Linked DNA regions of Homo sapiens: region 2 is linked to region 1. Evidence: read pairs that join two places in POLR2A ChIA-PET (ENCODE). Cell type or tissue: PC-9. All regions are shown on one strand. Each heading gives the region's core, and the rest is flanking DNA. Links, peaks and the distances in the headings are about the cores only. Region 1 overlaps SLC6A6 (solute carrier family 6 member 6). Region 2 holds the start of LOC105376958 (a long non-coding RNA gene).

Evidence for each region. ChIA-PET counts read pairs that join two places held together with the same protein. Peaks named below come from ENCODE experiments on the same cell type or tissue, not always from the same donor. Only the 100,000 strongest peaks of a DNase experiment are listed, where the experiment ranks them.
Region 2: POLR2A ChIA-PET joins it to region 1 with 7 read pairs; 3 of 35 experiments call an interaction of 5 or more read pairs at or near these places.

Annotation. Positions count from the first base shown.
Region 1 is chr3:14,476,458-14,487,775 of GRCh38, reverse strand. SLC6A6 (solute carrier family 6 member 6) reads right to left here. Exons shown (of 15, transcript NM_003043.6): 11 at 10,434-10,571; 12 at 9,208-9,310; 13 at 8,591-8,691; 14 at 5,935-6,105; 15 at 1-2,909. The coding sequence ends at 2,769. Among named protein-coding and RNA genes, the nearest start is that of GRIP2, 58 kb to the left of the region's middle. In PC-9, for the core only: no CTCF peak of the experiment used is centred there; no DNase peak of the experiment used is centred there.
Region 2 is chr3:14,214,243-14,230,731 of GRCh38, reverse strand. LOC105376958 (a long non-coding RNA gene) reads right to left here and starts at 6,022. Exons shown (of 2, transcript XR_940606.3): 1 at 5,106-6,022; 2 at 583-1,027. RefSeq lists silencers at 14,189-14,268, 14,299-14,348. In PC-9, for the core only: no CTCF peak of the experiment used is centred there; DNase peaks (open chromatin) are centred at 5,051, 5,601, 6,941 and 7,421; H3K4me3 peaks cover 1,508 bases; H3K27ac peaks cover 3,670 bases.

The DNA of each region.
Region 1 (11,318 bases), core at 6,243-11,242:
CCATTCCTGGCTCACAGTGCCTCCCTGAGCCTCAGTTACCTCATTTACAACAAGGGCGTTGGGTTAGGGGACCCTGGAGGCCCTTCTCTCCCTGACCGTCAGGAAATCTCTGTGGCCCTAGCATGGCCCATCTCAACGCAGTGTCTCCCACTTCTTCATCTTAAAAAATTGATTTAAACAACCCCCTCGCTTCCTTTCCAGATCTGGCTGGCTGGGCTATGTGCGGGCATCAGCATTTCTGACCCATCCCAAGCAGAAAGCAGGTGAAGGACTTTGCCCATTCTCTATAGACAGGTGGACCAGAGTCATGAGCTCTCATGGAAAGTTTCGTTTATACGGAGACATGAAGGTTGAGCATTATTACACAGGTACTCGCAGAGCTATGCTCTGCACACAGAGCCAGGGCTGGCTGGGCGAGAGGGCTCTGATTGGAGACAGGTGCCTTGGGGAGAGTTGAGGAACGACTTCCTTCCAGGCGGGGCCTGGGGACTTGGTCTGCCTGTGTCTTTGGTCTAGAATTTGGTCTGAGAATCTTATAAGAAGAGGCCTTCCTCAGGCCATGTCCAGAATGTTGCAATTTGCCTACCAACCCAAAATACTGTGGCCTTTCACCCAGGGAGCCCCCGCTGGGGAGATGGAAACTGAAATGACCACAAATGCCCAGGTAGCCACTGCGTGCCAAGTCCCCTCTTCCCCACGTGCCACCTGCCCTCAATCATTGACAGTGGTTAGTTTACTAAAGTTATATAAGACAAAGGAAAACAGGTCACAATGCTACTCCATAAAATCAGGGAAAAAACAGTAAAATCAAATCAGACACAAACGGCAACCATAAATACATAGAAAAACAGGAACAAGATAGAATCGTTGAGAGTTTGGAATAGGACTGGGTGTTGTTTGGCAGAGTAGATAGCTTTGGAAACAGTGAAATATGTATGCCTGCCAAAGATGGGGTTCAGAATTGCCCCTTGGGAGGGGGACACCAAAGGCATACTCCTCCTCCCAAATTTAAGAAGGGGGTTTCCAGGGTTCCAAGAGCCCCTGCTGTGAAAATTCTGCGGTCTGCACCCCTCGAGGCAGTGACTGCCTTTGTGCGTGGTCACGTTTCGGTTTCATTTAGACTGAGCTTGGAAGTGACTGTTCAAATGGCACAGTTTAGGTCCAAATAGGGGCTGGGTGGGGGTGTGTCTGCCCTGGGGATTTGAAAGGTATAGTACCTTCTCTCCTGGTTCAGAGACAACCTCTGCTCCACATAAGGCCCTTGATCAAGCCAGTTCTGAGGGGCCAGGACCCTGACAATCCCAACCTTCTAGAAAACTCTCCTAGGCCTTCTCTTTTGGGTCCGCAGGTGGTAAATGTCTGTAAACCCAGCTATTGCAGGGGTTTTGAAGTGAAGAGCTTTGTTATATCCTAGGTCAGCACCACGGGCTGCCCTTGTTCTGAACTGGGAGCACTTCCCCCAGTGGAGGATACAGACTCAAAAGCTGTTCTTGGTGTGCCTTGCTAGGTGCCAGGGCAGCCCAGGGTGGCATCTTTAATGAGGGCTTGGCAGGAGTCTCCCAGGCTGAGAGTGGGGAGTGGGGAGATGAGGAAAGAAAGCACCCCTCCCCGACACCGGGCCCATCTGCATGCCTGGGGCCTATATCCTTTGGTCCACTCACCTCCCCACCACTCCCCTAGTCCCTCAACAGGTATGTCATGCTTCATTCCTGCAGGCAACTTTAAGAGATGCTGAGATGTTGCTTGGGGAATGACCAGAACCTGCTATGACCCCATTCAAATGCAACAGACTCATCTGAGCCCTGAGACCCCAGCTCCTGCCGGGAGAGCCTCTGCTCCTTCTCTGCCTGGAATGCCCCAGGAAGGACTGTGGCCTCCTGTGCCTCTGCCACCTCTTGCGAGGCTGAGTTGTGAGCCTCACTCCTGCCAGCCTTCTTGGATCTCTAGCAGCTCCCTCTCTGGCCAGTGGTTCTGACGGTCTACTGACTATCCACTCACCATCTCAAAATTAAAAGTGGGATTTTGCTTCTGGTACAAGTTTCTACTGCTCTTAGAATCAGACTTCTGCTATAGGGCCTCCTCATTCAGCTTCAGCCAGTCTCCTTTATGTGAAGGGTTGGTTCATTCCTTTGGCATCTCTCTTCTTCACTAAGCCAAGTTTAATGAGGTATCTCCTCACAGCCCTCCTTTCTTCCCCCTGGGTCTGCCAGCTAATGGGTCCTCTCTCCTGCTATTTCTTCCATCTGAACCAGGATTTGGAAGGTATACCACCTTAAGATGGGTGTAGAGTCCCAGGAAAATTCCATCCTGCGTTTACTGGACAGAACTTTCTGCCAGCTACACAGCACCGAAGAATTGCTTTTGAAAATGAGATCTATTGCTGGCAAGAAGATCAATTCAAGTGGTAAAAGTATATGACAATCTCTAAGTGTATATATACTTATATGTAAAAAAAAAAATACAAAGAAAAATTTACCAAATTCCCATAAAATACATCTAATTCAGTATGAAAGCTCTGCCTCTCCACGGACATCTTCCCGTGGGTTTTCTTTTTGTACAAAATATCCCCCAAATCAAAACAAAACACACACACACGATACACACACACACACACACGCACGCACACATACCCACAATTACATTTTCTGTGACAATTACAAAAAAAAAAAAATCCTAGTGCAAATATAAAGCTCTGTAAACCTGGTCCTATGAGAATCTAATGTTAGTAAACAGCAGGAAAGCCGCCGGCCCCGTCGACCCGAGAGAGCTCACATCATGGTCTCCACAATGATGTGGGTCGGTTTCACGAGAGCGCCGTTCATGACGGTGCGAGAGTTGTAAGGTGTGGCTCCCTCGCGCTCCACAGCCCAGCGGTTGGGTTCCCTTGGGGTCAGCAGGTACTTGACTCTCTGGAGAAGGATGACAGGAGTGAGGGGGGAAACGTCAGGCGGCCTGGTCTCCCCTTCGCCAGGGCCATCTGCCTCCTCCTGAATTGGCTCATGTGCTGTTTGGTTTTTGGTAAACTCACACCCTCTCTGATCTCCTGTTTTTGTCCTTTTTGGAAATAATGGAATTGAACTAAGGCGCTCCTAAGGTGCCACTAGGCCCTGACTCAAGGCGGAATTCCTGTTGGTGGTTTCCTTCCTTGGCCAAACCCCTGCTTACGTTCCTACAGGGATGGGGGACTCAACCTTCATGTGCTTTTTTTCTTCTATGGAACTAAAATATGCCTCCCTGTGATTCTCTCCCTCTGATTTCTCTGCCTTGCAAAGCAGCAGTTGAGTTCCTCTCATTTGTATGCCCTGAGTTGGACAACTGTCTTCAGCCTCCATGGCTCCCACCTTCCCCAAGGAGAAACTCCAAACTCCTCAGCCTCCCATAAGCTACACTTCCTGCCTTCTTGCAGAGACAGGTCTTCCCTAGTTTCCTGAAGGCATCCAGTCCTCCCAGCAGGGTTTACATCTTAAGGGCTTGGAGAACCTTGCTCGCATTTGAGCTGCCCTTCCAAGAGATAGGAGCTGCATGGGAATTCTAGATCACTCCTGAGCAGGGTGAGTTTTGTCCTCACAGTTGGTTGAGTGTCCCTCTCCAAGGATACCCAGAAAATCCATGTCAGAACTGGGACTCAACCAGACTCCCACTCCCCAGTCCACCTCTTGCCAACTGTCAACTCAGAGACTTGAATAGGCCAGCAGTTGAAAGACAAACAAACAAAACAACAAGCCCTCTTTCTAGGCATTTATATTCAACTTAGGTATGTTACAAATTTTTAAAAGCTGCTTATTAAAAGCTACAGTATTTCATTTAAAAACCCAGTTTTCGGTAATCCCAGCACTTTGGGAAGCAGGAGGATCGCTCAAGGTCAGGATTTAAAGGCAGTCTGGGCAACACAGTGAGACCCTAACTCTTAAAAAAAAAAATTAAAAATTAGCCAGGCATGGTGGTACGTGCCTGTAGTCCAAGTTACTCGGGAGGCTGAGGAAAGAAGATTGCTTGAGCCCAGGAATTTGAGGCTGTGATTGAGCCACTGCACTCCAGCCTGGGCAAAGGAGCAAGACCCTGTCTCTATTTTTTTTGTTTTTAAATCCAGTTTTCCATCTTTTCTTGAAAAGCTGCAAGATCTGGCAACTCCAGGCCCAGGTCCCCTCCTTGTAGCACCTTCTCCAGTTTGCTCCCAGCCCTACCCCCATGACTTCCCTCACCTGAGCCACCTGCCAGCTCTCCCTCCATCACTTTGCCTCTCCACATCCATACAATGGGCTGTGCCTGGGAGGGCGGAGGAGAGTCAAACCCCCAGGCAGCCACTTGGGGCTCTGCCTACACAGGAGGCTCAGGCAGAGCTGGAACCATCCTGGGACAGAGATCTGGGTTTGCCAGAACCTGGCTCAGAGAGAAGCTCATGGCTGGGAGGACACCTTGATGACTTGTGCAGGTGGGAGCCCCTGAGGGGCACATAAAGAAAGACAGACAGATGGTGGCTCAACTGCCTTCACAGGGGCCTTTGGTGAAGTCAGACTGGCACAGGAGGACGGGGTACCAGTGTGGGGTGAAGCCTGCCCTCACCCACTCCCCCACCTCTTTCCCCCATGCCAACCCCACTCCACCCAAACTTCTAAATGTGGGCTGGACCAATATTTTAAAATGAGGCTTTGAAGGACACCAAGTTAGTGACCTGTTGGGTGTCCCCCTGAACCAATGGTATGTAATTGCTTTGGGCACTCACCAATCAGAGCAGAGACCCCTAGACCAATCAGAACCTTTAGAGACCCCTTGCTGTGCCCTAATGAACCCTTTGGCTTCTGGACAGTAAGGACATTCTGGAAACTCTGGTTGGGTTGGCCTGGAGTATTGTGGGGTCACCTGGAGGGCTCGGGACAGTCACTGTTCCCTGCCTGTCCCCAGGCCCAGTATTTCAGTCTGTTAACAGCTCATAGGGCCATTTAGCGTTCTGGCTAAAGACTGGTTGGGGTGCTGCCCTCTGTCCTCTGAAAAAATAGAATGGGTCAAAAGCTCCAGGATAACCCCAGGGGCCCCCCCAGTTTCAAGGATTTCCTCCTGCCCTGCCAGCTTCCTCAGTCTCCCCTCCCTCCCCTGCCACCAGCACCACCTCCAGGCCATTCCCCTGCCCAGGAGGAAACAGGACCCAGCCCAGCAGGGAGCCAGGGCCCCAGGACATCCTGGCTCCAGATTTTTAAAAGAGAATAACAATAAAAACAGCCCAGAACAAAACAGTGCACTCTTGGAGCCAGCCCAAGCTCAAAAGGTTAAGGGAGATTCTGAGAAAAGAATTTCTTGGAAAGAGTAGGGCCTTTGCCAGGGCCTGGGATCTCCAGGGCTGTTGGAGGAATTTCTGAGAGGAGGCTGAAGGTAGGTGGGGCCAGGGGAGGCCCCAGCAGGCACAGAGGCAGAGGTCTGGCTGCCGCCACAGATCCGGAGAAGACCCCAGCATGGGCTGGGATGATCCTAAATTTGGCTCCTCAATAAAAGAAGGCATCTGGGTGGGGCTCAGGCTTCCTCCCTAGGCTCCTGGCTTTGTCCCACCGCTTCAGGAACATGGCCCCACTGGTCCCAGGATAAAGCCCCAGCTCTTAGCTTGGCATCCAAAGCTACAGTCACCTCTCCAGCCTCACTGCCCACCCCAACTCTGCCAACACCAGGAACACCTTCCCTCTCACATTCTCCATCTGGCAAGTTCCTCCTCACCCCACAGCCCGGCTTCCAATGTCTCCATAAAGCCTTCTCCCATGTGAACTCTACTTGCTTCCCGTCTTCCCACAATGCACTCTGCTGCCCATAAGCTGAACCACTGGATGGGTGAGGGAACTATGGCTCAGAGAGGGCAGGTGACTTGCCTGAGATCACGCAGCAAACTGACAACAATCACCTTTGGCCTCGCGCCTCCCACCTCCCCTGGCCCTGGGCCCAAGCACTTACCACAAGGAACGGCCCCTCAGTCTGGCAGAGGCGGATGACGATGACCAAGGGAACGCAGAGCATGGAGGAAAGGGCCAGGCTCCAGCCCAGCCCAATGGCCCAGTTGGGGTACACGTATGTTTTGTTGTAGGTCAGGGGTACGTACTTGACGAGCGAGAAGATGAAACATCCCTGCGGAGAGATGGGGGCAGTCAGGAGAGGGGTCCTGGGCATCGGGGGGTGGGGGGCTTCTGGGACTAGGACTGGCCTCAACCTGAGGGAAGGGTCTCTCTCCTTGGGAAAGGACTGGCTCAGAACTCACACCCCTCTCTGCTGCCATAAGGATCCCCCCCGCCCCGGTAAAAACACAGTAAGTCGTTTCCCTGCTCAAAACCCTTCTGTGGCTCCCAGTGCCAGCAGATGCAGCCCAAACTCCTCGGTGCAGCCGGGAGTGTCAGCAGAAGCTGTACCCCTTCCTCCCTCATCTGCCTCAACTCTCCCTCCGTGTCCACACTCCAGCCACCCTGAAGAATTCCTTCTAGCTCCTCTGTCACTGAACTCTGGGTCTTGGCATGGGCTGTTTCCTCTGCCTGGCCCTCTTTCCCCCACATCTTCTCATCCTAACTTGGCTCCACTGGGTCTGCCTTACTTGCCCAGGCACCACCCATACCTCTCCTTCCAGAAAGCGAGTGGTTGTAACCATCTCTTGGGCACACGTGTTCTGCCAGACTGTGAGTCTGAGAGTAGGAATGTGTGTGTCTTGTCCTAGTTCTTTAACACCCAGTGCAGCTCCAGGTACATACAACAAGTGCACCATAAGTGCTAGCAGCGTAGATGAAAGCCTTTCTTCCCCCACTGCCACCCTCCATGTCTATCTCTGAGCCACCAGCAGCAGGGGCCTGGGCACCTGAGCCTTGCCCTGTTCGGTGTCCACAGCCCAGCCCTGGGTCCATGCTAATGGCTAGTGGCCATCAGCATGCATGAATGGTGGGGTGGGGTCAGCCCTGTGCCTCTAAAGGGAGCAAAGCCCACCTTTCCCTGTGAGAAGAGCACCTAAGGCTGGCTCGGGGCTCCCGGGGCTTCTGCTTCTAGTCAGAATGACAGCATCTCTGAGGAGGGCCCAGGGTGGCCTCTGATTGTTCCATAATGTGAAAATGGCCTAACTCTTCAACACCTAGTAACTGGGATTTGACAGGAAGATGCATCTTTCTAAAGCAGAGTCGGTGATGGGCAAGGGAGAGCACTAGCCTGCAGGCATCTTTTACTGGGCACCAACTGCACGTCTGGCCCTGCTGTTGTTCCCGTCCCTACGTGTAGGGCTGTGGCTCAGATGAGTGAGTCCCAAGAGATGCTGCCCTGGGCCCTCCCAAGCAGGAGGAGCTTGAGCCAGTGCCTGCCTGTTTCCCATTCCTCTCCATGAGGGTGACCTCATCTCACCACCTGGGAATGCAGCCTATCTCTGACGTATCCAGCTCCTCAGGGAGAGAGATAAGGAAACTGAGGGTCAGAGTGCTGAGAAGAGCTGCCCACAAGCAAACATTAAACCAGGATGAGAACACAGGTGGGCCAACTAAACTCATCTCCAAAGATAAACTCACCAATTGTTGTGGTTACTGGCTCTTACCATTACTTATTTTTGTGGGAGAAAGTCTGCACTTCAGAGGAAAAGGCTTCATATGCATATTAAATAACAGTAACAGTCTAAGGTCGTCAGCTGCCACCGGGGTCCTCCTTCACAGTCTCCTGGTTTTACAAGTGGGGAAACTGAGGCTCACAGAGGGAAGTGACTTGCTTGAGGTCATATCATGAGTTAACAGCAACATTGACTTAGTCTGGCCTGATAGCAGGTCACGGAGGGGAGGGCCTATTTGTCCTCAGCACCTGTCTCCTAAATCCAAGGAATATTGGGCCATTTGTGCTCCCCATAGTGGAGCCGTGAATGGCAGGATGGATGTGGTCTCCCTGGCAATAAGCTCCAATGATCACAAGTGATTGCAAACCCTGACGGCTTTGCCATGGAGGAATTCCACTCACTGGCACCCTGGAGTGCGACCATGAAGCAGACTGCATGGGCAGGTGCCAAGGCCAACTCCAACATGGTGGGCGAGAGCATCCTCGTGGGAAGAACAACGTGGCACACTGATACCCTTGGGCCTGGGTGAGTCCAAAGCTTCCCTATCCTTGGGAGAACCCAGGACTTCCCCTCTCTAAGCTACTACCCCCACCTCTCCATGGAAACACCCCATTTCCAATGTCTATGACCTCTCTACTAGATATCCCAAAGGCCCCTCTACTTCCCCAGTGACCCAAACAGAGCTCATGCGCTCTGGAAGGTTTGGGGAAAGAATGTGCTTTCAATTCTGGATCCCCTGGATTTCTCAACATGCTCCAGATACACCCTCTTCTTTTAGGATGCCTTGGCCCCGCACAGGCTGGCTCCTCTGCCAGAAATGCCCTTCTTGTTTTCTACTCCTGACAAATTCCTACTTATCCTTCAAAACTCAACTCAAGCTAACTCCCTGGAGCAGCCTTCCTCCCCTCTCCCAGGCAGCGCTGAAGCTGGGTTTATTATAAGCCCACGCTGAACAGATGCTGCATGAAAGATGGTTTAGCGGGTGAAAATGTCAAGCCCCAGGGAGAAGAGGCCACCAGCCAGAGCCACAGAAATGGAACTCACAACACAGAGAACTGGAGTGATCACAGCCCAGCTGTACTTCATCCAGGGCCCGGGCCGATAGCCAATCATGTCCTCAATACCATCATAAAGGTTATCACCTCCTGCAAGAGACAGAGGGGGACATTTTCTGACACAGCGTTCAAGGCCAGCAGCAGCTCAGGGGCCATGAGTGGGGTCTCTGGGACCTGATCCAGGCCTCTGCATCTCCACACCATGGATATACAAGTGTGGCAAAAACAGACATTTACATGAAATTCAAATATAACTCTGCATCTTGTATTTTTCTGGCAATCTGAGGCACACTCCAAACCCTAGGTGTGCAATCTTAGGCACAGCCCAAACTCAAACCCAAGGCCTCAAGGAGATAAAAAAGGAGTATTCCAGGTCCTGCACAACCAAGTTCTGAAACTGTGAAAACATCCAGTCACACCTCACACCTTTAGCACCAGGAGGATCTTCAGTGTGGCTACAGTGAGATTATTTGTGTAGTCTAGGTAGGGAGGGCCTACTGTTCAACTCAAATTGAATTTCTGTTAGTATTCTCTGCTTCTGAAGCTTCTAAGTAGAGAAGCCCAAAGGAGAGCCTTGAGAAAGGACATGAAAAAATCTGTACTCACCATATATCCAGGCAATAACAAAACATTCAAAGAATGCAACCCACAAAAGGCATACACCGCTAGCTGCATAGTAGTCAAAGAGCTGAAACACATACATGCCACCCTGTGAAGAAAAAAACCACAGAAGGTCGATTTCCTACCTGGTCTCCAATTTCTTTCATATACAAAGAGCTCTGGCATATCAATAAGATTAAAAAAACCCAAGAGAAAAATGGACAAAGACTCTGATGACCAGATAAATATACAAAAAGATGCTCAACTTCATGTTTGACAAATGTAATTAAAAACACACATACAGATAAATGAAAGCAAAATGATGGGTCCACGGGAGCCTGCTTCCCAAGGAGGTGCTTCACACCAAGTGCAGCTGACAGAGAAGACTCCAGGGTCACCCAGCTGCTCAGTGAGTGGCCCTAAAATCTGACTTCTGGGGTGGGGGTTCTTACAAATACCTCCAGAAAAACACTTTTACTTCTGGTAAGGAAAAATGGTGAAGTGAAGCCCTGAATTGGGTTTTCGGAGAACTGTTAAATGGGACCCGTTCCTGGGGAACAGGGGAGGTGGTGGGGGGGGGCATGCAGGAGAGAGCGTGCCCTGGCTTTGATGCTAGGCTTCCATTCTTAGTACAATCTTTATCTCATCTGGCTTGCCTCTTGCTAGACACGTCTTAGACGTTCCCGTTCCCTTCTGCTCTTTGCTTCCCTTGTCTGCATCTGAAATCGCCCCTCCTCCTGGCCCCTGCTCACCCTCTGAATAGTGTATGTGCCCCCTATCAACCCATACCCACCAGGACTCGGTCCTGTGGCAGGTGACCTGCAAGGTGGTGCACCTCTACGTGGTGCTGTGGTATTTCCTGGGAGGCCTGCGTTTACCCTTGAGAATGTCTCCACCCCACCCCCAGGCCTGAGAAGGGCACACAGTCAGGGGTGAACAGAGATGTTGTGAAATGGATTTCAGCTGAAGATCCTCTTCCCAGGACAGAGGGCAGCGGGTGGTCACAGTGTTGCCACAGCAACAGGCAAAATAATTGGGTAGTTTGGGTCAGCTGTGGGCTCCTGAGCCCCCTCGTGCTACCCCCAGTGTTGGTCCAAGCAGGACCCCTGAATTGGGTGGGGCTGGGAGATGAAGCCCCTACCTGGCCCTCTCACCCAGCTGCTGCCTCCACTATGGCCTTGAGGAGGGCACTGGAGCACCAAGCCTGAAACACAGCTGAGAGAGCCACCTACCTCCGTCACCATCGTCAGCCCCAGCAGGTAGCTGATGCTACACACGAAGGCGATGAAGATTTCCCGACGATAACCCTTCCTTAGGAAGGATGGGTAAAGATCAACCAAGGATGTGATCTGTCCTTCAACTTCAACAAACTGAGGAGGGGAAGAGAGAGAGCTGGTGAGCGGCTGACGCTCAGGCCACCCTTGCCTGCTGCTCGGAGGGAAGGGCCCAGGAACACACAATGCAGGAGCAGACGTGACCATCCTTGTGTCCAGAATTGGCCTGTGAGATCAAGTCCAAGTGTGGAAGCCTGGCCTCCCTGACTGTGCCTGGGGAGTCCCGCCTGCCACTCCTCGGAGCCAGACAACGCAACATTCGGTGGTCCACACCGAGCTGGCCAAATATTCCACACCTCTGCATCTTCTCTCAGGCTGTTCCTGCCACCAGAATGCCTTTCCCCATCCTCCAAAGCTGAGCTTGAGAACAACTGCGCCTCTGAAGCCAATGCTGACCCTCTGTCCTGGCACATTCAGGGGCATATATGTGTTGCCATGACAACCTCCCTCACTGATCTCCATCCTCGTGGAAGATAAGGGTGGTATCACATTCACTTTTGGGCCTCGAATGCCGAGCCCTGCCAGACACATTGGCTGCTCAGAAAATGTGATGAATGGGTGGACCTTAGCACCAACTTGCTTGGCAGGTCAGGGGAAGTCTGAGCCTCAGTTTCCCCATCAGTGGAATGGCAGGCAGTTCAGGTCAGATTCACACAGTGGCTTTCAATCCTTTGGGGATCACAAGCCCATGAGAGGACTTTGCATGTGCGCACACACGCTGTGTGTGCTGCCTGGGACTCCAGGAACCCCTTCCTGGGCTCCCAAAGGAAAAGAAGCTGGTTG
Region 2 (16,489 bases), core at 4,571-9,570, 260 kb after region 1:
CAAGAGGAGCAAGGAAATGAGGACCTAGGTGGAGGGGGTTGTGGGGTCAAGAGGGAAAACGGCACTCAAAGTTTCTGAAAATGCTGTCCCTCTTCACACCTCATGTTTCCATCAGCCAGGGACCTGTGGGCTTCTGGCCACGTCCCCTCTTGCCCTCCCTCCTTATCACAACTTCACTGCCACCATCTATCTACCTTGGAGAACTTCAGGGCCCATCTCAACATTTCTGTGCAGTTTAGTTGGGAGAAAGATATTAATCAGATAAACACACCAGTAAATATAGGAAGGCAACTTACTATAAGCATAAAATGGAAAAGCAGAGTGTCCTTTGAAGGAGAATCATAGAGGGAAATGGTCAATATGAGGGGGCTTGGGGGAAGTCTCTCCAAGGAAATGGCTTGAAAGCTAAAATCTGAAGGATGAGTAATAATTCACCAAATGACAAATGATGGGAAGGGTGTTCATAAAATGTGGAACACCTGATTCTGTCACTATTCGGGGTGCCACTGTGTAACCCACACAGACCTAGGGGGACCGAACAAAGGGAGTGAATGCGGGAATAAAAGACAAGAGACAAAAGAGTGTATTTGGAAGAAGGAGTCAGGGGGCACTTTGCTTCTAGTAGACAAGGGCCCTGAGCTTTACACAGCCCTCCATATTTATTAGGCAAAAGAGATAGTGAGAAGGGGGGTGGAAGAAGGGGTCAGCTGCTCAGTCCAGAGTAGGCTTGCAAGACTGCATTCCTCGAACAACAGGCTCTAGATGTCGCAGTAGATAACCTCAGTGCCAGGGAGTGATTGCCTCCAGCAAACCTTCTGTCGGCAGGAGCAGTTGTGAGTTTGCCCACATTCTGCATTCATGATAAACAGTTTGCTGTTTGATCACATAGCCTCCAGTGGAATGCCGAATCCTACGGGCCTTCGGCTCCCTGCATATCCCCCTTTCTGTTTATGAATTAATTGAAAGAACATAAGGCCAGGCTGGGCAGCTCTCATTCTCCAATTGGCAGTCCATCTGATTTTACAGACTATAAACAGAAGACAGAGACAAAACAACATTATTCCAAGAACCACATAAAAGATGTAACTGTGGTGTGTTAGATAGTTCCAAGGGTTGAGGCTCTCCAGGCCTTGCTGGAATCCGGTCCAGTCTTCTAAAGAAGGCTCAAATTCTTGAGTTTGCCTGTTTAAATCAAGAATTTTGTTTTGTAATTCACCAATATCAAAGGTGATGTTGGATGTGAAAGCTCCCTGAAAATGGGCTTCCACAAGGTCCCACGGATACTTACTTTGGTTATATTCTAAGTTGGTTACACAAATATGAGTGTGAGTAAAATGACAACACAATTGTTGCTGCAATTGCAAGCTTTGTTCTTGTTCCCCTAACCATAGAACCATGGATTTCAACATTACCACTTCAGTTTGTAACTCAGTGTTAATTTTATTCTGAAGTAGCCACGCTTGGCTGGCTGTGCATGTCCAGTTCTCCATGTACTAAGCTGTTTGAATAGAACTATGCAAAGCTACAGAAGATATCACAACAGAAGTTATTGGTGTGATCAAGGAAACAATAGCAAAAATTATCGTGCCTAAGGCTCTATGGACACAATGAGTTAGCTGAGTTAGAAGAAGTTTTTACAAAATGCAAAGCAGGTGTGGCAGCCCAAGGCTCAGACAGATTAACGGGAATCCATAGCCCAGGGATGAGACCTAAAATCAACAAAGTAGAGATATTACATGTTTGCAATGTGCTATGATTAATGCAGTGATATAACTGGCAAGATTTATAGGTCAATTGGGTATTGTTTACCTAGAGCTGGTCCTTCTTAGCTGCCAAAAAGACATAAGGATTAAAAACACAAACTGTAAATTGAGTGGTGATACTCTTTACAAATGTAACATTAGAACTGTGTCGTGACTCCGGTTGGCCTTCTCTCCATCTTTGCACTCAGGCTTAGCTGACTCATGGCTTGTATCAGAGGGACTGGGCCCATGGTTGGCCACCCTGTGTTCCTCCAGTCTCCCATTCCATAGTCGCACGCACCTTGAGGGCACCCACACGGTTTGTCCATCTCCTGTAAAAACACAAGCATGCCTTCTTCCCCTCATCAGTAAATCCACTGGACCTTTCCATTTTCCTTTTTCCGGCGTTTTCCATAACACTTTTGGATAAACTTTCCTCTTTTCCTCTAACATTTGCCAATGTCTTTCTGCTGGAGTCTTACCATCCATACCAGCAGTCAAAAAATTTAAAGTAAATAAGGCTAAATGTAGTTTTGATTAAGGTGGTAGTTGGCCTCCTATACCCCTTTTTTGTTTTTTCAGCATGCGTTGTAATATTTGATGTGCCTGTTCTATAATGCCTTGTCCTCTAGGATTATAAGGAATTCCTGTTTTTTGGGTTATAGCCCAAAGCTGTAAGAAATTTTGAAAAGCATGACTAGATTAAGTGGGTCCCTTGTCAGTTTTTGTTTAGGTAGCCCCATATGAGCAAATGATGACAGTGTAGCTGTACATGAACAGCTGTCTCACCTGTTTGGCATGTAGCATGCAGCATATGAGAATAAGTGAAACAAATTAAGCAGTTCTGGGTCTAGTGTACTTTTAACTGTAGAAGCTTTTATGCAATGGGCTACATTTACAACATAAGCTGAATCACAGACAATGTTGACAGGATCTGAAGCTGTAAGCTGTAAAACCTGAATGACTACAATTAGCTCTGAGCATTGAGCTAAAGCACCAGGGGTCATTATTGTTTGAGTGTGTTTAGGTCCATAGATAGTGGCATGACCTTTGGAAGAGCCATCAGTAAAATAAGTCTGTCCACCTGGAATAGGCGTGTGATGAGTAATCACAAGAAGAATGAAAGAGTGGATTTTATAAAATTGTAAAATTTTGTCTAAGGGGTAGTGGTTATCTATAGCACCCACGAAATCTGCAAAAGAGTTTGCCAGGCAGTCACCATTTCCCAAGTTGCGGCTTGTTGCTGGGAGTCTAAAGGAACAATAATTTTGTCAGGATCATATCCCATAAGCATTTTTGACCTATGCTTGCCCGTAGATGCAATTTGTGTAATTAAAGAAAGAGAAATTTGCAAGGTTTTGACTGTTTGATTAGGTGGAAAGAGCCATTCTAATGGTAAGGCAGTGGGCGGAGGAGAAATATCAATGACCCCTGTCAGAAATCCTGACACCTTAGCCCTTTTCTATCTGTTTTTCCAGTTACTGATACCGGGTTAGGATTTCATTGTAGAAACCTCCCCAAACCTTTTCCACTCTGATATCCCATGTTCTTCTACATTTTAAATTCTGAGTTATCAAAGTTTTCATTTGTAAGTCTCCCATCCCATGCTGTAAGTAAGTCTCGACCCCATAAATTGATGGCTATATTTGCAACATAAAGTTGAAAAGTACATGACTGTCCATCTGGACTGAGACGAGGTAAAATCTCAGCACTCTGTTGAACACGTTGAGCTGTTCCTACTCCCACTAAGGATGTAGAAGTTAATTGCAAGGGCCAGGATGGGGGCAATTGTCTTTAGATATTACTGACACATCAGTTCCCGTATCCATAAGCCCATAAGATTTCTTTCCTTTAATTTGTACTACACATGTGGGTCTATTAGAGGCTATGGGTTGGGATAGATAGATTTCCCATGTAGTTGTGCTCCCAAACCTTTTATTTCCTCATTTCTCCTTTCATGGAGAGGGGTGTAATTTGCAGGGAACAAGCAATAATTGAGCATTATATTCTTCAGGTTCAAAAACCCAAAGATCTTGTGACATTAAAACTACTTGAATTTCTCTTTCATAATCAGAGTCAGCAACTCCTGGGACTATAGTAATGACCTGCAAGTTAAGCCGGCTTTTGCCTAAAATTAGTCCTGTGTATCCTGTTGGTAAAAGTCCCCAAATACCAGTGGGAACTTTGATAGGTTTGTCTCCACCAACTAACGTTACCTGTTCTCTGACTGCGAGATCTAATCCTGCACTTCCTGGTGTTCCTGGGGGGAGGGAATCAATGTACCTCCGGGAACCCATCCCTGAAACAGGGTTGAGGTTTGGGCTGGGAATGCCCTCATTGTTTGTGGGGCTGGGGTCCAGGCCCCCATCTCATTTCCCGACAGGGCTGTGCCAATCTGATGAAATTTTGAGCAGCACTGATTAGCCCAGTGATTTCCTTTGTTACAGCAAGGACAAAGTCCTGGCATTTTTTCCGCTGTGGGGCAGGGTGGGGGGAACTGCATTGTAAGATCCTTTCTGTCCTGAGATCTGGTGGCATTCCTTTTTTAAATGTCCAGTTTTTCCACAATTATTTTCCCATTTTAGGGTTTGACCCTTGGCTCCTTTTAGATTTGTCAACTACTAAATTAGCCATTGCTTCAGCTAACATTGAAGAGCAATGAAGCTCAGTTCCTACATCTTGACAAGTTCTGAGAAAATTTCCCATGTTTTTTGTACATCTCACAGGTGCCAGCGCACATTTACAACCTGTGTTTGCATTACGCATAGAGGTCCTAAGGGCTCTCCAGCTATGGCAGCAGAGCATAAAATTCTTTGTATTGGGGTTTCTATTTCTGCTACCAAAGGAGGCGGTACAGATGTTTCTGCAATTGGAGGAGGGAGTATAGGTCAATTCTTATCCTCCCTCTCCTGTTTTTTATTTTCAATTGGAGCTGTGGGTGGGACAACATATTCTTTCAGATTTAGATTCAGCCTGCTCTCCTGCAGAATAAGAAGAAGATAATGTCAGAAGTACAGTATGAACTGAACTCCAAGTGAAGAAAACAGAAGAATCAACTTTAAGACCTTTTTGATGAGCCCGTTTTAATCCTTCTCGTGCTCTGTCCCAATTTTCCACATCAAGAGTGCCTGCCTGGGGAAACCATGGGTTATGCATAGTAACATTTTGTGGCTTCTGCAGGAGGTTAGTTAGTGCCTGCGAATTAACCTGAGCTCCAGACTGTCTCAACAGAACTTTAAGCAGCTGCACATAATGTTTGTCTTCAACAGACAAATTCTTCCCCTTGTTAGCCTGATTCAGAAAACTTCCGGTTCCCAGCACTTCCTTAAAGCACTACTCCCAGTACCTCCTTAGGGCACTGACCTTATATCCGCTGCTGGCAGACCCGGCCCGGCATCCCTGTTCACCTTTCAATTTCAGTTCCTCTGCTCCGGCAGACCTTCTTCGTTCATGTCCTCATAGTCCCTGTGTTCGGACTGTTGCCTGTTCAAGTGCCACTTGTAGCCTGCATGGACCTAGGGGGACTGAACCAAGGGGGCGAACCTGGGAATAAAAGACAAGAGACAAAAGAGTATATTTGGAAGAAGGGGTCAGGGGGCACCTTGCCTCTAGTGGACAAGGACCCTGAGCTTTACACAGCCCTCCATATTTATTAGGCAAAAGAGATAGTGAGAAGAGGGGTGGAAGAAGGGGTCAGCTGCTCAGTCCAGAGTAGGCTTGCAAGACTGCATTCCTCGAACAAGAGGCTCTAGATGTCACCATAGATAACCTCAGTACCAGGGAGTGATTGCCTCCAGCAAACCTTCTGTCGGCAGGAGCAGTCGTGAGTTTGCCCACATCCTGCATTCATGATAAACAGTTTGCTGTTTGATCATATAGCCTCCAGTGGAATGCCGAGTTGGTCATTTCCCATGGGCCTTCGGCTCCCTGCAATAAAACTATGAGCAGTGATTGAGGACAGGACTGGAGGCAGGCTGGGCTCAGATACTGCAGGTTCTGGTAGACTGTGTTAGGGAGGCTTTTGTTGTTATTACTCATTCCAAGTACAATGGGCAGCAATTCAGTGAGCAAACTGTTATGTCTGTCGAAATGGCCCATTTTTCTGTGCTTGAAAAAGAAGGAAAACAGTCAGAAGCAAGACACTAGGCTTCCTCGAAGGAAGGAGGAGAGACGTGGGGCATCTTATCCTGGGCTCCCCAAGAAGCAGACCTTCAGTCACGGATTTGAGTGCAAGTAGTTTATTTCATGCCAATCAGTACTGTAGGGGAGTGTGAACCGAGACAGAATGCAAGGAGGCAAGAAAGGAATTGTTAACATACAACCTACCCCCGTGAGTACGTGGAGCCAGTGGAGGACACAATGATATCCTGACGTCCTCCATGACATCTTATCTGAGGTTGGGCTGGTCGAGGGCTGCAGTTGGGGATATGGCATTAGTACTCTAGGCACTTCTAGGCTGCCATGCCTGTGGTTACAGCAGGCTCCAGCAGCCAGAGGAAGCCCTCGGCAAAGAGATGCATGTGTTGGGATATAGAAGTCAGGCCAGCTTGTGTAGGAATGCTGAGACCTGGGGGATACTGCTTTCCCATATTAAGTCCACTCCCTCCTGATACTGCTTCTTTCAGGATTTTGCCTGTCACAATTTCTACAAAGAAGTTAAGAAAGAGGGTTTGTGAAACAAGCTACAGACCCCATCAATTACCATGAATTCTAAGGTCATCATTGGTGTTCATTGTCCCTGTGTGTCACTACTCATTCTGCATAGCCCTCATACTTGACCACCACTCCTGCATATGAGCTTGCTGGTCTGCTGAGGTAACTGGGTCATCATCCCTAGAGGTTTGAAGCCCTGGTCACTGTGCACTGGGCAGACTATCATTGCTGCAATTGCCCATAAGTGTTGTCATTGGGCTGTGAAACACCAAAATGAGCCCCACTGAATCCCCTGAGCTTTGGGGCATCCTCTTCTCTGACCCCACTATCTAGCAGCAGTGCTATTTCCTCATGATAGGCAGAATCTGATATTCCTACAAGTGTAAGAACTCCTTTCTTTGCCTACTGCTCTGTTGGCATGAGAAACCTAAAATGACAAGGAGCAGCTACAGCTTTAGGCATCCCTGGGATAAGTATCTTCTCCCCATCAACCCCAGACATGCTGAGGGACCAGCATTACTGGTCCAGTGGAGCCTAAAGTTAAAGGTATTCTTGAGATGAGTCACTGTGTACAATGGTGATGGGGCCACTTTTATTTCCACTGCTTGTTTCCCATGTAGTCTATCTGATGGGGCTCCAGCTCCACATAATGCCTGCTGTTTTGAAGTGCACGTTGCTTCTCAAAAGTCAGCACCCCAAAAGTGAAAATGGCAGAATAGGGAACTACAAAAGCCCATCCCTCCACAAAAGGAGAAAATAAACTGGCAAAAGCAGTCAGAATCAACTTTATTGGAAATTGGGAAACTAACTAAAAGTTGACAGCAACCAAGACAATATTTAATCAAGAAAAAAACAAAAAACCACCAGAATCTTGATAATAGAGCTTCATGGTATTTAAATTACCCTGGCTCAGCAGTGGCCTTGAAGATAACAACCAACAACCCATATTCCTTGTATAGGCTCCTAGTACATAAGGGACAGAATCGACCTAATTTCCAAATAACTTTGGTTGTTTGTTTTGACCTGTCTTGTGGCTCCCTGAAGAATTGACTCATTGCTGAGATCTCCAAGGGCTAAGGCAGCTACTCAAGGGGAATTTGTTGAAAATTTTAAAAGGCAAATGTAACAGCTGCTGCCACTTGGGGCAATAGATAACGGTTGGGACAAACTAAAGACAAACCAAAAGGTTGGGAAAAAGGAGCGGGGATTAAAACACATTGGGAAATAAAGGCTTTGAAAAGCTCTCACATATTTGTGGGAATCTAGAAGCCTGCTTGCATGCCCAGAAATGGGTGCATGCTCAGGAAAGACCTGAGAAGTTTTCACTTCTGGCTGACCTCAAGGCTCTCCACAAGGAGGAAGTGAAGACTAAGGCAGAGTGGTAAAGTGCTTCTCCAGGTGTTGAAGGTATACTCCAGCATGCACATAGAGTCCATTTGCTGACACCGAGAGATTTTATTTTCTTTTTTTGTTCCAGGCAAAGAATACATGTCTGTATTTAAATCACCAGCTGACCACTAGGCTAACAAAACAAAGACTTCAGTGGCTATATACAACAACAAATAAAGTCTTTTCAAAATTAATTAAGGAAAGAGAACTAAGCAATCAAACAACAACAATCACAAAAAGCAGCTGCAATAAACCCTGGTGGGAGGAAGATGATTTCCAGATGTGCCATATCATAATATTCAAAATGTTCAGCTTTCAACAAAAAATTATGAGTCATGCAATGAAACGAGAAAGTGTAGCCCATACACAGGAAATAAAGAAATAATAGAAACAGTTCTTGAGGAAGACAAGACATTGAACTTACTAAACAGAATATAAACCAACTATTTAAAATATACCCAAAGAGCTAAAGGAAACTATGTACAAAAAACTAAAGGAAATAATGAGAATTATATTTCAAAAAAATAGAGATTACCAATGATGTGATAGAAATTGTAAGGGGAACCAAGGAGAAAATCTAAAGTTGAAAACTACAATAATTAAAATAATTTTTTTTCAGAGAGATTCAACAGCATATTTGAACAAGTAGAAGAAAGAATCAGCAATCTTGAAGAAAGGTCAATTGAGATTACTCAGTATGAGGAGCAGAAAGGAAAAAAATAAAGAAAAACGAATGAAGCCTAAGATACCTGAGGTACACTTTCAAGAGTACCTAGGAGTTTCAGAAGGAGAGGAGAGGAAAGAAAAGGAGAGGAGAGAGGAGAGAGAGAGAGAGAGAGAGAGAAATAATAGTTGAAGTAATAAAGGCCAAAATTTGCCAAATTTGATCAAAGACATGAATATACACATCCAAGGACCTCAAGTCTCAGTGAAACACTTCATAATCAAACTGTTGAAAACCAAAGACAGAATCCTGAAAGCAGCAGAAGAGAGGTGATTCATCACATACAAGGCATCCTTAATAAGAAATACAGCTGGTTTTTTATCAGAAACGAAGGAGGCCAGAAGACAGTGGGATGACTTACTCAAAATATTGAAAGAATAAAATGGTTAACCAATACTTTTATATCCAGGAAAAATATTCTTCAAAAATGAAAGAGAAATGAAGACATTTCCAGATAAAGAAAAACTGAGAGAGTTCATTGCTAGTAGACCTGCCCTGCAAGAAGTGTAAAGGAGGTCGTTCAGACTGAAATGAAAGGACACTAAAAAGAAACTTGAATCTACATGGAGAAATGAAGAACACCAGTATAGGTAATCATGTAAATAAATAGAAAAGTCAGTATAAAGGCATTTGTGGTTTGTAACTCCTCTTTTTTTCTATATGATTTCAAAAATAACTACATAAACAAATAATAATAAATATACATTGATGGGCACATGATGCATAAAGATGTAACTGATGACAGTAACAACATAAGCAGATGGGAGAACAGAATACAGAAGTAATGTTTGTTATACTATTGAAATTAGTTGGTACTAATTTGAACTTATCTAATTGTTATAAATTAATTGTAATCCCCAGGCAACCACTAAGAAAATAACTAAAAAGTATATAGTAAAATAAACGAGAAGGAAATCAAAATGGCATATGGAAAATATTTATCTAACATAAAAGAAGGCAGCAATGAAATGAAATTGAGGGACAAAAAATATGAGATATAGAAAAAATAGCAAAATGGCAGGAGTAAGGCCCTCTCCATCAGCAATTACATTAAATGTAAATGGTTTAAACTCTACAATTAAATGACAGATTTTTCAGAATGGATTAAACAAACAAACCATGATCAAACTCTACACTGTCTCCAAGGACATGAATTGAATGAAAGTGAGAGAACAGAAAAAGGCAACACATGCAAATAGTAACTGAAAGAGAGTTGAAGTGGCTACACTGATATCAGACAAAATAGACTTTAAGGCATAAATTGTCACAAGAGACAAAGAAGGACACTATATAATGATAAAAGGGTCAATCCATCAAGGATATATACAAATTACAAACATATATCCACCCCAAAAAAGAGACCCAAAATATATAAAGCAAAAACTGACAGAATTGAAGGAAGAAATAGACAGCTCTACATATTCTAGATATTTCAACACCTCACTTTCAATGACGGATAGAAAAACTAGATGAAAGATAAACAAAGAAATAGGAGACTTGAACAAGTTTATAGTGTTATAACTATAACACTATAATTATAGTTATAGTTATAAACCAACAAGACCTACCACATATACAAAACACCCAAGGACAACAAAGTACATATTCTTCTCAAGTGCACATGAAACATTCTCCAGGTAGAACATATGTTAGGTCACAAAACAAGTTTTAATAAATTTTAAGATTGAAATCATAAAATGTATATTCTCCAATCTCAATGGGATGAAATTAGAAATGAATAACAGAAGAAAAACTGGAAATTTCACAAGTATGTGGAAATTTAAAAACACACTCTTAAATGACCAATGGTTCAATAAAAAAATCACAAGGGAAATTAAAAAATACTCTGAGATAAATGAAAATAAAAACACAATAAAAAATTATGGGATGCAGTGAGAGCAGTGTGCAGATGGATATATATATAGCTGTAAATGCCTACATTAAAGAAGAAAGATCTCAAATAATCTAACTTTATACCTTAAGGAAGCAGAAAAAGAAGAGCAAACTAAATCAAAGCAAGCAGAAGGAGGGAAATAATGAAGATAAGAGCAGAGATACATGAAATGGAGTAGAAACAATAAAGAGAATCAATGAAATTAAAAGTTGGTTCCTTGAAAAGGTGTTTTAAAATTGACAAAACTTTAGCTAGATTACCTAAGCAAAAACAGAGAAGATTCACATTACTCAAAAAGCAGAAATAAAAGTGGAGACATTACCAACGACCTTACAGAAATAAAAGAGTATAAGCAAATAATACGAATAATTGTACACCAACAAATTAGAAAACCCAGATAAAATGGACAAATTCCTAGAAACATACAGACTACCAAAATTAACTCAAGAAGAAATAGAAATGCTGAATAGACCTATAACAAGTAAAGAGATGAAATTAGTAATCAAAGAACTTTTAACAAAGAAAATCTCAGGACCAAATAGCTTCATTGGTGAATTCTACCAAATGTTTAAAGAAGAATTAACATGAATGTTTCTCAACTCTTTCAAAAAATAGAAGAGGCAGAAACACTATTTAACTCATTTTATGAGGCCAAAATTACTCTGATACCAAAGTCACACACAGACATAACAAGAAAAAAAAAGTAGAGGCTCATATTCTATGAATATAGATGTAAAGATCTTCAACAGAATACTAGCAAACTGATTCTAGCAGCATGTTAAAAAAATTATACCCTGGCCAGGTGCGGTGGCTCATGCCTGTAATCCCAGCACTTCGGGAGGCCAAGGCGGGCGGATCACGAGGTCAGGAGATCGAGACCATCCTGGCCAACAGGGTGAAACCCCGTCTCTACTAAAAATACAAAAAATTAGCTGGGTGTGGTGGCATGTGCCTGTAATCCCAGCTACTCAGGAGGCCGAGGCAGGAGAATCACTTGAACCTGGGAAGTGGAGATTGCAGTGAGCTGAGATCACGCCATTGCACTCCAATCTGGGCGACAGTGTGAGACTCCATCTCAAAAAAAAAAAAAAAAAAAAAGAGCTAAGTACTCAAATAGACATTTCAGGAAGATATAGAAATGGCCAATAAGCACACGAAAGATGGTTATCTTCATTAATCATTGGAGAAACACCAATCAAAACTACCACAAGGCTGGGCACGATGGCTCATGCCTGTAATCCCAACATTTTGGGAGGCCAAGGTGGGCCAATTGCTTAATCCCTGGGCTCAAGATCAACCTGGGTAACATGGCAAAACCCTGTCTCTACAAAAAAAATGCAAAAATTAGCTGTGCATGGTGATGTGCACCTATAGTTCCAGCTATAGGTGCCAGGGCAGGAGGACCACTTGAGCCCAGGAGTTTGAGGCTGCAGTGAGCTGTGATTGTGCCACTGCTCTCCAGTCTGGGTGACAGAGTGAGACCTTGTCAAAAAAAAAAAAGGAAAGAAAGAGAGGGAGAGAGGAAGGAAAGAAGGGAGGGAGGGAGGGAGGGAGGGAAGGAGGAAGGAAAGGAAGGAAGGAAGGAAGAAAGGAAGGAAGGAAGGAAAAGGAAGGAAGGAAAAGGAAGGAAGGAAGGAGGGAGGGAGGGAGGGAGGGTGTGTGAGATATCACTGCCCAGCTCCTAGAATGGCTATGATTTTAAAAACAAAAAATAACAAATGTTAGCAAAGATGTTGAGAAACTGGAGGGAGGAATGTGAAATGGTGCTGCTGCTGGGAAAAAGAGTTTGGCTATTCTTCAAAAAGCTAAACAGAATTACTATATGAGCCAGCCATTCTGCTCCTAAGTACATACCCCAAATAACTGAAGACAGGTGTTCAAAGAAAAAGTTCTACAAGAATTTCATAGCAGCACTATTCACAACAGCCAAATGAATAAACATAATATTGTATATCCACACAATAGGACATTATTCAGACATAAGAAGGAATGAAGTACTGATTCATACTTCAACTTGGATAAAGACGTTTTGCTAAGGGAAGGAAGACAGACACAAAAGGCCATGACTTGTGTGATCTCATTTATATGAAGTGTCCAGAACAGGTGAATCTATACAGACAGAAAGCAAATTAGCTGTTTTCTGGGGCTGAGGAGAGGGGAAAATGGGAATGACTGCTGGATGAGTCTAAAGTGTCTTTTGAATGAATGAAAATGTTCTGGAATTAGATAGTGGTGATGGTTGCACTATCCTGTGAATGCACTAAAAGTCACTGAATTGTGTATTTTAAAATGGCTAAAATGGTGAATTTTATGTTATACGAATTTTACCTCAATGAAAAACAGTATAGCATGCCAACCGTGCCAGGTATCTCCCCTAGGCAGGCTCCTTAGCTGTGCTTCTAGCAAAGAGCCAGCAAGCAGCTTCTGCTGATGCCTTCCTTGGAAAAACCTGTCTGTTCTGTGGCCATGTGCCCACTTTCATACAGCTTTTGCCATGCACTGGGTCCCTTGGTGTAAGAAGAGGTGATACGGAATCCTAGGAAGGTAAATCAGATCCTTTGTGAGTTCTCAGACGGTGGTGCTGGTCAATGCACTGTTGGTGGGAAAGTCAACGAGGAGAAGCGGGGCCAAACGGCCTGAACTGTGAAGGCCTGAAGGGATAAGGCCAGGTGTCAACAGCGCATATTTCAAAAAAAGAAGTTCGAACTCAAGAAAATTTTCCCGGCCGCACACTGTGGCTCACGCTCGTAATCCCAGCACTTTGGGAGGCCGAGGCGGGGGGATCGCGAGGTCAGGAGATCGAGACTCATCCCGGCTAACACGGTGAAACCCCGTCTCTACTAAAAAAAAATTCAAAAAATTAGCCGGGGGTGGCGGCAGGCCCCTGTAGTCCCAGCTACTCGCGAGGCTGAGGCAGGAGAATGGTGTGAACCGGGGAGGCAGAGCTTGCAGTGAGCCGAGATCGAGCCACTGCACTCCAGCCTGGGCAACAGAGCGAGAGTCCATCTCAAAAAAAAAAAAAAAAAAAAGAAAAGAAAAGAAAAGAAAAAGAAAGAAAGAAAGGAAGGAAGGAAGAAAGAAAGAAAGTGAAAAAAAAGAAAAAAAAAATTTCCTGAGATGTCCTAGGCCATACAAGCACTTTTGGGGTGGGGCCCCTGGAAAAACAACATGACTTTCCACCTCTGTTAAAAGCCAAAGCCTCTGTTTTCCGTGCAGGATCGTGATCAGTTTACATACATTGTCTCTATTGATTCTTTCAGCAACTCTTTGGGATACACGTCCTCATTGTGCAAATGGGAGAATTGTTTCCTGTAAAGCTAAGTAACTAGCGTGTGATCGCAGGGCTGAGAGGTGGAGGTGTCTGTGAACAGGGCTGCTGCTTTCCGTGATCCGTGCTCTTTCTGCAATGAAGTTTGGCCGATACACGGCAAGTCGGCCACCACTGACTGCTCCGGGGCTCCTGGCAGACATTATTAATCAATCACAGCTTCTTTTCCCTCCGAGTCTGGACTTAGCTTTACCATCCTCTGCAAAACAGCCCTCGGGCAGCCACTATTAACCATAACTGGCACATCAGATGAAAAATCCTCTGCCATCCCAGGATCACACACGAGTCTGTCTCCCTCTATCTGAACTGGCATGTCCTGAATCTGCCTTTAAGCCAACAGAAGAGTCCAAGTCAATGCAAAAGACCGCTGTAGAGGATGTAGCCATTTCTTGCCAGAGGCCTAAATGAGGTGTGGTTTTAAGAGCCCGGGGAACAGTGGGCCAGTTGAAGACGAACGGACAAGTCAGGAAACTCAAAGAAGGCAGGAGACCAGGGTCCCAGCCCCCTGTCTGCTTCATCACCAGAACCGGCCAATCAGTGCCAGTAATTGGAAGGGGCACATGACCTGGGCTGGGCCAACCATAATGAATCCTGGGGCTTTGGTTGGCGTTTCGGGAATGAGGTGGGTGACTGAGCTGCAGAATGTCCACTAGGGGCTGCTGCGCCATCCTGTCACCACGAGGGGAACGAGGGGAGCATCTGACTGAGAACGGAGTCAATAGCAGGGTGAGCAAAGCCAAGGGACGGAGCAAGACCGATTCTTGGTGGCATAGCCTGCGCTCCTGAATGCAGCCATGTCTACAGTCAGCTCCCGCTGCTCTTTTTTTTTTTCTTAAGTCAGTTTGAGGTTTTATTTTGTTGTTGTTAATTGCTAATGAAAAAGTCCTTGATACTGTCATCTATTTGTCTCCCATAACTGTTCTTTGCCTTAATTTTCATTAAAAATTATGCCCTTGGCCCAGTGCAGTGGCTCACACCTGTTATCCCAGCACTTTGGGATGCTGAGGAGGGATGATTGTTTTTGAGGCCAGGGGTTTGAGACCAGCTTGGGCAACATAGTGAGGCCTGTCTCTACAAAAAGTACACACACACACACACACACACACACACACACACACAATTAGCCAGGTGTGGTGGCACACATCTGTAGGCCCAGCTGCTTGGGATGCTGAAACTGGAGGATTGCTCAAGCTCAGGAGGTCAAGGTTGCAGTGCGCCATCATTATGTTGTTGCATTCCAGCCTGGGTGACAGAGCCAGACCCTGTCTCAAGAAAATAAAAAAATGCCCTTCATCATTGTGGACTGAGCATCTCCCCCTTATCTTTACCCAAATTATTACCCCCTTCTCTGCTCTTCCTGCTGCATGCCAGCCTAAAGGACCTCCTGGGCTACCTGCTCCAGCCACCCCCACCGCCACTTCAGGTTTATGACAGGAAGCCACCAGGTGAGCCTCTCAGTGTCTTTTAGAAAACCTCCTTCTATGTCAGGAACTTTGTATTTATTACCCCATGTTCCCTATGAAGAAATCATGGCATAAGCTCCTCTGAGAGAGCAGTGCCAGGAAAATGTAGGTGCCATTATTATCCCATTTTCACAGTGGGAAGCTGGGGCCCTGAGAGATTACGTTTTTTGTCTAAGGTCATGAAGTTGTTCTGTGGGGCCAGGATTTAAACCCAGAGTTTCACCATTGCAGTATCCTGTCCCATTCAGTGAGGGGCCACCATCGCTGTAGTCAAGCAACCACTCCAGCGGGCTGACGTGTGATGGCCTTTTTGTCGCTGACCACCCGCCCTTCCCGCCTTCCCATCTTCCATCTACCCCAAATCTTCTTTATAAGGAGTCATCTACAGCTGGAGAAGAGGGAGGGTGGTCATGTTCAGCCCCTGTGCTCTCAAATGCAGGCGTGAAAACAGTCACCTGGGATGACTTGAAGTGAACTTGCTCCACAGTTATCTTTTTCAGCACACTTGGCTTCAGAATCAGCAAAACCTGGTGCAATAAAACCTGGGTCAATCTGCACTTTACTATCCTGCTATCTCTGTTAACAACCATTTGACAGTCCTACCTGGGAGGTGTGGCTGAGAGGAATCGTGAACCTGGAGTTAAGACATATATCCCAGGCCTGGCCTATGGACAACTTCTGGCCGCTTTTTCTCTTTCCTCCGCTGATCATCACTTTCTACATCTGTAAAATTGGGAGGTGGAGAGGTGGGGTCTGATAAGAGTTTTATTTCCCAAAGAATTTTCCATAAATTGAAAAAGAAAGAAAACACAGAAGGCTTCCCCCTCCTGGGCCAGTAATTTTGGGAATACGGTGTAGAACAAAGTTAAACAAAAGTATATTTCCTACAGGACTTCTTGGAAACCTCAGTCTGCCCTTATGCGTTGTGGGTCCTAACAGGGAGGTAGACCACGTAGCACTTCCCACACTTCCGCAACACAGGAAACCTTCCCGGGTACAGTATCCTGTGGCTGTGTGGTGTGAAAAAGACTTTGGGAAAAGTTAGATGCGGTCATCTGTAGGATCCCTTTCAGCTCTGAGAAGTTAAAACTCAAAGTGCATTATTTTGACTTAGGGCTCTGTGAGATGCTGAACTATATGTCCTGAATGATGAACAACCACAAAAATCATGGTCAGTAAAGTTAGATGAAGTTCACTTGTAATTGTAGAATTGTAGTCGCTGTGTGGCATGGATGGTAATGACCCAACAAACAGGCCTTGGGCCTTGCTGGACAACAGGGAGCTATGCAGTAAGCC